2 separate regions of the Homo sapiens genome follow, and region 2 is linked to region 1. Evidence: chromatin contacts called from ENCODE Hi-C or POLR2A ChIA-PET data. All regions are on one chromosome and are shown on one strand. Each heading gives the region's core, a stretch centred on a gene start or an enhancer-like site at or near the end of the contact. The rest is flanking DNA. Distances are from core to core; before and after follow the strand shown.

Evidence for each region. Hi-C counts contacts between places; a loop is a spot of excess contacts on that map. ChIA-PET counts read pairs that join two places held with the same protein, here RNA polymerase II (POLR2A). Pooled maps may share reads with other maps.
Region 2: a pooled map shows a loop between it and region 1 (2.3-fold over the local background). The contact joins the promoter of TYSND1 here to the enhancer-like site in region 1. A Hi-C loop is called at or near these places in 2 of 50 pooled maps. POLR2A ChIA-PET finds 5 or more read pairs at or near these places in 2 of 52 experiments (RWPE1 and activated T-cell).

The regions. Positions count from the first base shown.
Region 1 is chr10:69,040,302-69,045,965 of GRCh38, forward strand. No RefSeq gene overlaps it. Among named protein-coding and RNA genes, the nearest start is that of SRGN, 45 kb to the right of the region's middle. Within about 2 kb of position 4,415, at least 6 of the 41 ENCODE cell types and tissues checked have a DNase peak (open chromatin) inside an H3K27ac peak, as active enhancers do.
Region 2 is chr10:70,143,381-70,149,044 of GRCh38, forward strand. It overlaps TYSND1 (trypsin like peroxisomal matrix peptidase 1), which reads right to left and starts at 3,320. Exons shown (of 4, transcript NM_173555.4): 1 at 2,041-3,320; 2 at 462-592. The coding sequence starts at 3,206. SAR1A (secretion associated Ras related GTPase 1A) reads right to left here. Exons shown (of 7, transcript NM_020150.5): 7 at 3,909-5,664. RefSeq lists silencers at 2,222-2,451, 2,782-3,091 and an enhancer at 2,582-2,631.

The DNA of each region.
Region 1 (5,664 bases), core at 3,165-5,664:
TTCCTGGGCTTGATCAAACGATCCTCCCACCTCAGCCTAGTAGCTGGGACTACAGGCACGGGCCTCCAGCCTGGCTTATTTATTTATTTATTTTTGAGATGGGGTCTCGCTCTGTCACCCAGGCTGGAGTGCAGTGGCGCAATCTCGGCTCACTGTAAGCTCCCCCTCCCAGGTTCAAGGGATTCTCCTGCCTCAGCCTCCCGAGTAGCTGGGCTTACAGGTGCCCGCCACCATACCTGGCTAATTTTTGTATTTTTAGTAGAGACAGGGTTTCACCGTGTTGGCCGAGTTGGTCTCGAACTCCTAACCTCAGGTGATCCACCCTCCTCAGCCTCCCAAAGTGCTGGGATTACAGGTGTGAGCCACCGTGCCTGGCCTAATTTTTATTTTTATTTTGTTTTTAAAGACAGGGACTCACTATGTTGCCCAGGCTGGTCTTAAACTCCTGGCCTTAAGCAATCCCCCGCTGCCTCCATGTGTATCTGGGGTTACAGGCGTGAGCTAGGCCCTCAGTAACTGTTGAAGTGTAAATGAAATCAGGGAAAGAGAAAGACAACTAGTCCTGAGGCCATGGGTAGGAAGGGCGGGGTCTGAGACAAAGCTGTTCTGAGACTCACAGCGATGCCAATTTCCTCTGGAAACATTTGCTTTTAACCACCAGGGAATCCTTCCTGAAGCGTTTGCTTGAGACATCATCTTTTTTTTTTTTTTTTTTGAGGTAGGGTCTTGCTGTGTTGCCCAGGTTGGAGTGCAGTGGTATGATCATGGCTCACTGCAGCCTCAACCTCCTGAACTCAAGCAATCCCCCCACCTCAGCCTCCCAAGTAGCTGGAACTACAGGTGCGCACCACCGTGCCCAGCTAATTAATTTTTTTGGTAGAGATGAGGTCTTGCTATGTTGCCCAGGCTGGTCTGAAACTCCTGAACTCAAGCAATCCTCCTGCCTCAGCCTCCCAAATTGCTGGGATTACAGATGTGAGCCACTGTGCCCGGTCAAGACAGACACCCATCTTTTAAACTGGGACCACTTAACCAGCTCAACCATTTGATTTGGCTCAAGAGCTGGAGTTCAGAGAGAGGTGCCTGCTGTCCGCTGGTCCTTCAGGCACCGTTTCACATTTAGTCGTCCTTTTACACAGGTTACCTTGACCTTGAGTTGTCTTGTTTCACCTTGTGGAAGGGAGAGAAGGTGTGTGATTCTTGTGACTGGGACTTGTGGTAGACGTTCATCAATATTCAAGTCCTTCTTTACTGTCTCACAGAAGAATGAAGAGGAGCTGCAGGACAAGTTCCAACATCTCTTTTCCATCTTCATCCACTCCTGCCATGGGTGTGCAGAGGATGCACAGAGCGGCAGACCCTCTGCTCACCCTCCCCGTGGCCCAGTGCACTCCTGTTCTGGATACGCATGAAGCCCACTGTCTTGGAAGCAGCAGTGCACATGTCCCCATCATTCTTCCATCAAGCCTGGAATGGACTTTTTTTTTCGTTTTTTTGAGAAGGAGCCTTGCTTTGTCGCCCAGGCTGAAGTGCAGTGGCGTGATCTCGGCTCACTGCAACCTCCACCTCCCCATTTCAAGCAGTTCTCCTGCCTCAGCCTCCTGAGTAGCTGGGATTACAGGCGTCCGCCACCATGCCCAGCTAATTTTTGTGTTTTTAGTAGAGATGAGGTTTTACCAGGCTGGTCTTGAACTCCTGACCTAAGGTAATCCACCCACCTCAGCCTCCCAAAGTGCTGGGATTACAGGTGTGAGTCACCTCGCCCAGCTGGAATGGACATTTTTAAGGTGAGTATGATTTCAACAAAGTCATCCTTTCTCAATTTTAAATTTTGTTTCAGGTGTTTTAAGTCAATGTCAATGGTTGAAAACTATTGGATAGAGGAGATCTGGGAACTTACACAGACTGCACATGAATGCTTAGGGAAAGAATTCTCCTTTGTCCATGCTTTTGCTGTAAGCTGTGCTCTTTTGTGTTTAACCTCGTCATATACAACATGGACTGTCTGCCAAGGGCCTCTTGGTGATCTGCAAGGCGTTCTCAGATGGCTGTCTCTGAGGGCCTGGTCCCTCCTTTAGCTTGTCAAAGGACACAGAGATGGGTCACTGGAGCTGGCTCTCCTTGGGATACAATCCAGTCCCCTCAGCTAGGGCATTTGTATCACTGCCCTCGGGTGGAGCTCAACAGTGACCCCATGGTTAGGCCATCTGGAAACAGGCTGCTGACACCCGGGACTTCTGTGCTGCCAGGAAGAACAAGGCAGGAGGATGCGTCCCTGCACCCAGGCTGCCCTCCAAACCTGTGGAATGCAGCCCCTGGTCATAGAGGAGGCCCAACTGTTGCTGACACGTATGGGAATCCAGAGGCTGGGCTCCCCTTCATACAGCCAGGGCCCCACTCAGACCTGAGCCAACCCATCATATGCCAGATGGGACAGAGTGCTCACATGGGCCACTTGCCGGACCCTCTGACACTTTTAGGAAGCAGGTATTTTCACCATGGCCACACCCAATGCTAGTAAGTGCCTGTGATGGTTAATTTTATGTGTCAGCGTGGCTAGGCTCTGGTGCCCAGTTGTTGGTCAAACATTGTTCTAGATGTTGCTATGAGGGTATTTTTTTGAATGAGAGTAACATTTAAATAAGTAGACTCTGAGTAAAGCAGATTACCTCCCACAGTGTGGGTGGGCCTCACCCAATCAGTTGAAGGCCTTAAGAGAAAAGACTGAGGTCCCCCGAGGAGAAAAGAATTCGTCTCTAGACCACCTTAGGATTTAAGGCCACAACATAAACTTCTGCTAGAATTTCCAGCCTCCTGGCCTGCCCTGAAGATTTCAGACTTGCCTGACCAGATCATCGCATGAGCCGATTCCTTAAAGTCTCTCCTGCTGTTTTTCTGGAAAACCTGACTACTACAGTGCCTGAGGTGGGACCCGATTACCCCATTCTGCCTTCCAGCTGCTGGCGGTGCGTGTGTTTGCCCGGAAGGGTGATCCAGGGCTTCATCAGGCAAAGCATTGGGGATGGAAGTTCCGGCGACTCTCATGGCCTCGCCTGGTGAGGGGCACCCCTGGGGCAAACCCCGTTTCCTACTGATTCCATGTCAGCACTGCTTTTCCTGCTGGCAGAAATCAAATCAAGCCAGTTACCATGGCTCACACCTGTAATCCCAGCACTTTCAGAGGCCGAGGCGGGTGGACCACCTGAGGTCAGGAGTTCAAGACTAGCCTGGCCATCGTGACGAAACCCTGTCTCTACTAAAAATTAAAAAAAAAAAAAATAGCTTGGTGTGGTGGTGGACGCCTATAATTCCAGCTACTCGGGAGGCTGAGGCAGGAGAGTCATTTGAACCCGGAAGGCGGAGGCTGCAGTGAGCCGAGATCGTGCCACTGCACTCCAGCCCGGGCAACAGACAGAGACTGTCTCAAAGAAAAAAAAATGTTCCCGCCATCTAGGCATGAACTGTCTGCTGAAGCCCCTCAAATCTCCTGCCTTGCCCTGGATGGAGACCTGTTTTTATTTTGTTATTTCTGTCTATAAAAGCAGCTAGATTACTATGTCTTTCCTTTTTATTGAAATTTGAAAAACTGCACACCACTTATGTGAGCCACGTTATAATGGAAAAGGCAGGTGCCTCCAGAGGAGACACACAGGGCAGCATGTGTCTGCGTAATGTGTGTCATCAGAATACACGTGTGTGGGTTTTTGTCTAGCTCCCTTCATCTGCATGGCGCCAACAATGATTGTGAAGTATCTGTGAGCCATGAGTTCCTTTACTAATGCAGCACATGCTACTCAGGGCCTCCTCTGTGCCAGGCACCACACTGGGTTCCGGGGACCCAACAGGGAACAAGACACAGTCCCTGCCCACAGGGAATGTGCAGCCTAAGTGTCATCTCTGAGGCTGGGTTCGAAGGGAAGTGAGGAGCGTTAGAATTGGGGCCTGCAGCCTCTTAACTATTTGGCTATTTATCATTACAACGGGGCTCTATGAACCTAGTAATATTTTCTGTTTGAGTCAAAGACATTAGCATTTTTTAGAGCCAGCCAGCCGGAAGTGGGCTCTCCAACCTTCCCTCCACAGCTTCTCTGTGCATCTCACCGTGGCACCTTCACTTTCTGCCCCTACCATGTGATTTTGTAGATGTGGTGTCCACAGGCTGAGCTTTGGCCTCACCCAGACCTGGGATTGGGTCCCAGCCACACCATTTCTAGCCGTGTGATCTTGGCCTCACGACTTAGCCTCTCTCAGCTTCCCTTTCCTCATCTATAATACTAATTTGGGGGAAAATAATAGCTCTGTACTTTTATTGGTGGGGCTGTTAGGGAGATTAGTGAGATGATACATACCATAGTCCCTTGCATAAGTTTCAAATAATGTTACCTGCCACAGTCCCTTGCAAAAGTGCTAAAGGCAAGTCCCTTGCAAAAGTGCTAAATAAATGTTAACTTCCTTTTTTTAAGTTTTTTTTTTTTTTGAGACCAAGTCTCTCTGTCACCCAAGCTGGAGTGCAGTGGCATGATATCGGCTCACTGCAATCTTCACCTTCCTGGTTTGAATGATCTTCCTGCCTCAGCCTCCTGAGTAGCTGGGATTACAGGCACCTGCCACCACACCCAGCTAATTTTTGTATTTTTAGTAGAGACAGGGTTTCACCATGTTGGCCAGGCTGGTCTCAAATGTCTGACCTCAGGTGATCGGCCTGCCTCAGCCTCCCAAAGTGCTGGAATTACAGGGGTGAGCCACTGTGCCCAGCCATAAATGTTAACTTCTATAATATTATTTTTGTTATTGTTACTTATCTCCTTACTTATGTATTTTTCATTATTCAAGGGCAAGGACCATTTTTCCCCTTCTCCTCTTACCCTCCTCCTTGTTCTAAATAGGACTTATGGCAAATTTCAGCAAGTTGATGAGAAAAATAGAGGGAAAATGAAGATATAAACATAAAATGGAGCCAGCAGAGACTAATACAGAAAGTACATCCTTACTTTAGTGGGTCACAGGATTGGCTCTAAGCTTCCTAGCACCCAATGAGATGAAAGAAACTGAATTAGTTACATAATGTAACACTGTTGTCCATGAAATAAAACAAGCGAATAGCTCAGGAGAAACACACCTGGGCGACATTCTTTTTTTCCTTCTCACTTCCTTCTTGACCTTGTGATTCATTTTGCTGAAGGGAAGACCATTTGTTGGAAAGTGTTTCTGAATGCGATGGGAGTCCTGGCCCTTGGTAGAGGCCCACCCCTCGCTGTCTTCAGCTGATCTGTTAGTAATAGAGAAGATCTAGTTCCTGGCCCAGAGAACTGATCCTGCAATAGGGCTGTGTTTTTGAAACCAAAAGCGTCATACAGATAACAAAGGAGATGTGTCTCACTGTGGTTAGGCTATTTTGTAGCAACACTTGTTTCCACTCTTTTGCAATTTCAGGTTCTGTCAGACTTGATCTAAACATGAATGTGCAAGTCCAGTGCTCAGGCTGATATAACCACTGTCTGGGCCCTGAGTTGATTTGAATTTCCACTTCCAATCTGTGGTGCAACGTATGTAACACAGCAAATCAGTAAGGCTTTATCAAGCACTTTCTTTGTGCAAGGCCCCTGTCCCAGGCCCTGCCTGGGAACCTTGCTTCCAGCTTGAGGTAATGGGGGTCAAGAAGGA
Region 2 (5,664 bases), core at 2,070-4,569, 1.1 Mb after region 1:
AGAGGATAGTTAACTAGCCTGTCCAAGGACATGGGACTAATAGGTGGCATAGGAAAGATGCCCATCCAGAGCCCCTGGACCCTTCATCACTGTATCACACTGCCTCCATGGAGTGCAACATCAGTACTTATGTGGCAGCATCACAAAGCCTTTTACCCAAATCGTGCCCCTGGAGCCTTGAAAGTGCCACATGCCTCTCTGACCAGCCTGAAGTGTTAAGGAACCCCAAAGGCCCAGCATCCTCACACTACATTGCTGCAGGCACTCGGGGAAAGGGCGTGCAGCATTATCCTTCCCAGGGCACTCCATGTGCCCCACCAGCACAAAAAGGGAGGCAGGCCTCCAAGGACCTTGACCAATGCTACCCTGACTTCATGAGAATGCCCAACACTGATTCTCCTTCCTGAGGCCCACCCTAGCTCAGAGGGGCCCTCCTTCAGGCTGCGCCCTTCGTCCTTTACCTTCATGGAAGTGCTCAGCGGGCACAGGGATGGGGACATCATCCAGGTCCTCCTCCAGGCTCACCACTGCTATGTCATAGGGACATGTCTCCTGAGTGGCAAATACCACACGGCCCCAGATGGCCACACTCCTGGGAGCAAGGGAAACAAATGACAGGCTAGCTTTCTGACTCCTCAGTACTTGGGAGAAATCAAGGAGCTGAGAGTGACAGTAAAAGTCAGAAGATCTGGGTATCAGCCCTGAATCGACCAGCAGGCAACTCTGGGCAAGTCATGTAACCATTCTGTGGTATCTCCAAAGGTGGTTGACAAACTGTGCTACTTCTCTAAAGCTTCCTGTACCTGAATAATCAACCTGACACTTAGTGAGCACTGTGGGCCAGGTTTGGTGTTAGTGTTTTGTGGACATCACTTTATTTAGTCTTCACGACCCTATAAACTAGGCACTGGCATTATCTCCATTTTAGGTGGTATAACTGAGGCCCAGAGACGCTCAGTAACATTCCCAACACCAAACAAAGTGGGAGGAGCCAAGGCAAACACAACACTTTCCTTCACTGCCTCGTTGATACCCACAACAATCCCGTCAGTTGGTGGGTCAGATATGACATGGTTTCACTCCTCTGGGTCCCTATTTACGTACACGCTAACACTTCTGTAGCACACGACGTGACAGGCTCCGTTCCACGACATTCAGCGTCAACTCCCGGGGAGGCAGCTTAGACAGGTTAAGTGACTTGCCCGGGATCAGACAGGGGCGTCCTACTACACACTCTGCAGGGGTAGCTTCCAACAGACCTGGCAGTCTCCTTAGGAGCAAGGGGCATGTGGGGGGAGTGGAAGGAATCTGGTGGGGGCCACACACCATAGGCAAACCTTCATCATCAGTCTTCCCTATAAAGTCATGGCTGTCCTATAGGCCACAGTGGGGACACCTATGGCAAAACTGGGCAGTGTTACCCACACCTGGCTAAGCTTGGGGATTCAGGAAGAGATTTGGAAAAGCCTGGGCTGCAAGGCTGGGCTGAACCATGTACAGCTGCGTGGGCCACCCCCCTACCTTCTGATTACGTAGAAACTCACGTTTCACTCAGACGGGAAGCTCTGGCTAAGCACTAAAAGATGGATAAAATTAACATACCCATCTCCTTACCCCAGGAGAGCACCATCCTGGGCCTCTGGGACCTTATCACTTTCAGAGGAGAAGCAGCAGGGTTAGGGAATCTCTGTTCAAAGGGCCAGAGAACCGAGGGGTATGGCGTGCAGGGCTATCAGACAGTGAAGCTGCCCAGAAGAAACTCAGCCTTTGAGGGGAGCTCAAAGATGCCCTGTTCCGGATTCAGGGTGTCCCACAGTACCCAAATCCAGAGCTGCTTCGAGCTTGACACCTTGCCCCAGATTCTCCCCACAGGGGTTCTGGGTATAAAGGATGAGGGGAGGGTTCCAGGTCTCTACCCACTACACGCCCAAAGCATCCGCGTGACACAAGAAAGGCCTGCACAATACTCAAGAGTATTAGGGCTGGACCCAGATCTGAGACCTGGAAAGGGATGAAGTGGCGTCAGCCCTGCGGGCTTACTTGGGGGTGGTGGAGCGCACCAGGACCCTGGCTGCTTCCCGAGGGGACACGTGCCGACAGGTCACTACAAGGCGGGGTGCCACAGCCACTCCGGAGCCCCATACGGTGCCGCACTCCACCAACACTGCCGCGGCTGCCCACAGGGGCCCGGAGTCTCGGAGGGGCAGACCCCACGGGACGCCCACCTCTGGCGGCAGAAGGGCGGCCAGGGCAGCGGTGCTGTGCGGCAGGCGGTGAAGCGCGTCGCGGGCGGCGCGGAAAAGGGGGGCGGCGGCGCAGAGCAGCGTGAAGCCCACCCATTCGCCGGCCTTCCAACAGAGCGGCGCCACCACCAGCGCCACCAGCGCCCCCGCGGGCCGCGCGGTGAACACGCCGCCGCCCTCGGTGCCGGGCAGGCAGCGTGCGTCGGTAAGCAGCAGTGGGCCGGCCACGTTGCTGAGCACCCCGCAGCTCAGCGTGTTGAGAAAGATGTCGGGGCAGAAGGCGCCGAAAGGGGAGCCGCAGACCAGCAATGGCGCACCCTTGGGCACGGCCCCGAGAGGCGACACCGCCATGGCTGGCCCGCGCTCCTCCTCCACCTCCTCCTGGCCTAGCCGCACGCCCAGCAGCGCAAACCAGCCCAGCGCTCTCAGTTGATCCGCCTCCTCGTCCTCCGACACTTCGTCATCCCGCGCCGCGCTCGAGAAGCGCCACTGTTCCGCTGCCTCGTCCCCGAAGAGGCGCGCGAAGTGGGCCCAGAAGGCCGGGCAGCTCAGCAGCAGCAGCAGCTCAGCAGGAAGCCGGGGCTGCAGGGGACGCCCGCGGGACGGGGCAGGTGGGCCGGGCTCGAGGCTCGCGCACTGGGGCGTGCACAGCCCTGGGCGGCCCCGCTCCGCGCCGCCCCCGGGACCCGCGGCCGTTGGGGCCCACTGCACGTGCAGGCGCAGGTCGTCCCTGCAACTGTCGCCAGGCAGGAAGACGGCGCCGGCCGCGGTCAGGACTTCGCTGCCAGCTCGCAGGAAGGGGACGAAGATGCCCCCGTGGCAAAGCACCAGGCCCGGGCTACGGCTCAGGATTACCCCGCTGCAGCTCCACGGGCCCGCCTCGGGCTGTCCGGCCCGGGAGGCGCTCACCATGCAGCCCGCCTGCTCGGCCGCCCTCATGGCAGACCCCCACTGCCTTCTCATGGCCTCTAGGCCGGACACTCGGGAGCTTCTCCGAGAAACAGCAAGCTAGCGAGCGAGGACCCCTACCCGGTCCGGCTGAAGCTGCCTAGCGCCACCCACAGCTGGAAGCGAGAGGCGCAAGCTCTGACTCACGTCTTCCTCATCGAGCCCGATTGGCTAAGCCCCAATTGACCCGACCCGATTGGCTGGGCTTGTACCGAGCTCTGATTGGCTTCCTATTCTGATTTTTTTTTTCCTTTCCCCGCCCTCGTTAGTTTGTCCAACCGGTGGGACATAATCTGCCCCATTCCCCCGGATGAGCCCCGGGGAGAGTAAGAGGAGTGCGGCGTCACGAGGAATCAGAGGAGAGGAGGGTGGGTCCCTTCAAGCCTAGTCTCGTTTGCTGGAATGTGGGAAAGGGAATAGAAATGAGCGCTGACGTGCCTAGATTTGCCCAGGCCACGACAGTACCTGTGAGCATCTGCCCAGGTCTAGGCGACCTTCAGCCTCTGACCCTTGGGATAATATGGACCAAGGAAATCCTTGGCCAATTCAGTGTTTTGAAAATTTAAAAGTAAACCCTATAGCAATCCACTAGGGGGCATGGAACTCTCAAGATTACTCCTAGGATTTTTTTTTGCTGCCAAAGCCCCAACACAAATCTCCGAGAAACTGGATTTGCTGTAAATTAAATTGCCCTTTAAATCGACTATGAACAGTAGCTGAAATCAAAAATTTTAATCATACAGGCCTATATTTTACAGTGTGCACATTTCACATAACATAACCACCAGCCAGGATTTATCTAGGCCAGGGTCCAAATACTTTCTGTAGAAGGCCAGAATGGAAACAGTTCCAGTTTGGGGGGACCATACAACTTGTCTCAAATAGTCAACTCTGCAGCTGTTGCATACAAAAGCTAAAGGAATGGCGGTGGCTGTGTCCCAATAAAAAGATACAGACATTGAAATTTTAATTTCATACAATTTTTTGTGTCCAAAAATAGCATTCTTTAAATATTTTTTCCAACCATTTAAATATGTAAAAACCTTTCTTTGCTCACAGGCCATACAAACACAGGCAGCAGGCCCGATTTGACCCACAAGGCATAGTTTACCATCTCTAGTGTACACTAACATAAACTGCTCTACTTTTCCAAAGAAGTACGCTTTAGGACAGAGGAGGATGAACGAGTATGTCGGGGAGTGGGGGGGCGCGGAGCTTCATGATACCCTCAATCAGTCACCACAAGCTAGACAGTTTACAAAGGTCTGCTTTATCACTGAATTGATAAAATACACATTATTTTTTATTTATTTATTTATTTTTTTGAGACGGAGTCTCGCTCTGTCGCCCAGGCTGGAGTGCAATGGTGCGATCTCCGCTCACTGCAAACTCCGCCTCCTGGGTTCACGCTATTCTCCTGCCTCAGCCTCCCCAGTCGCTGGGACTACAGGCGCCTGCCACCACGCCCAGCTAATTTTTTGTATTTTTAGTAGAGACGGGGTTTCACCGTGTTAGCCAGGATGGTCTCGATCTCCTGACCTTGTGATCCGCCCGCCTCGGCCTCCCAAAGTGCTGGGATTACAGGCGTGAGCCACCGTACCCGGCCATCATTAATTTTTATTAAGGTTACTGTATTGCTTACCATATACAATTGCTACTTAAATTCTCTAATCTTTCTGCCTGAATTCTTTAAATAAAGTTAACACTGCTTGGTATAACCCCAGCACAACACAGGATAATGCTCCCAGTACTCCCAGTGACACAAACCTGCTAGAGAAAGGAAAACGATTATCCATGATAGTATGAGGCAGGAATAAAATTAGGCCATCTTGCCATAGCAGGCGGTCTTCTTTTGGTTCTATGACACAGAAGGTGGCTTGATCACAGCACAATTTCTTTATCCCAACTTCCTAGCAATCAAAGAGTTTTTCTCTTGGTGGAGCACAGGGGCTCACACTTGGAATCCCAGCACGTTGGGAGGCTGAGGTAGGAGAATTTCCTGAGCCCAGGAGTTTGAGACCAGCCTGGGCAACATGATGAGACCTTAACTCTACAAAAATTTTGAAAACTAGCTGAGCACGGTGGTGCAACCCTGTGGTCCCAAGCTACTTGGGAGGCTGAGATGGGAGGATCACTTAAGCCCAGGAGGTCAAGGCTGCAGTGACCTATGTTCATACCACTGCACTCCAGCCTGGGCGACAGAGTGAGACCAACTCAAAAAACAAACAAACAAACAAACAAACAAACTTTCTCTCTCGAGTCCAGTGATTCTCCCTCAACGCTCAAGACTCCAGCATGAACTGTTAGGCATTGGGTTTTTCTGTGTTTACAGCAGACCATGGTAAAAAGAAGTCCCAAGTCACAGCCAGAACGCCAAAGTAAGATCTGTTGAGTGCTAGGCTCATGGACTGAGCCTAATCTTATTTTCCACTCTGCCTCAAACAAAACAACTCATTTGCCCATACAACCCATG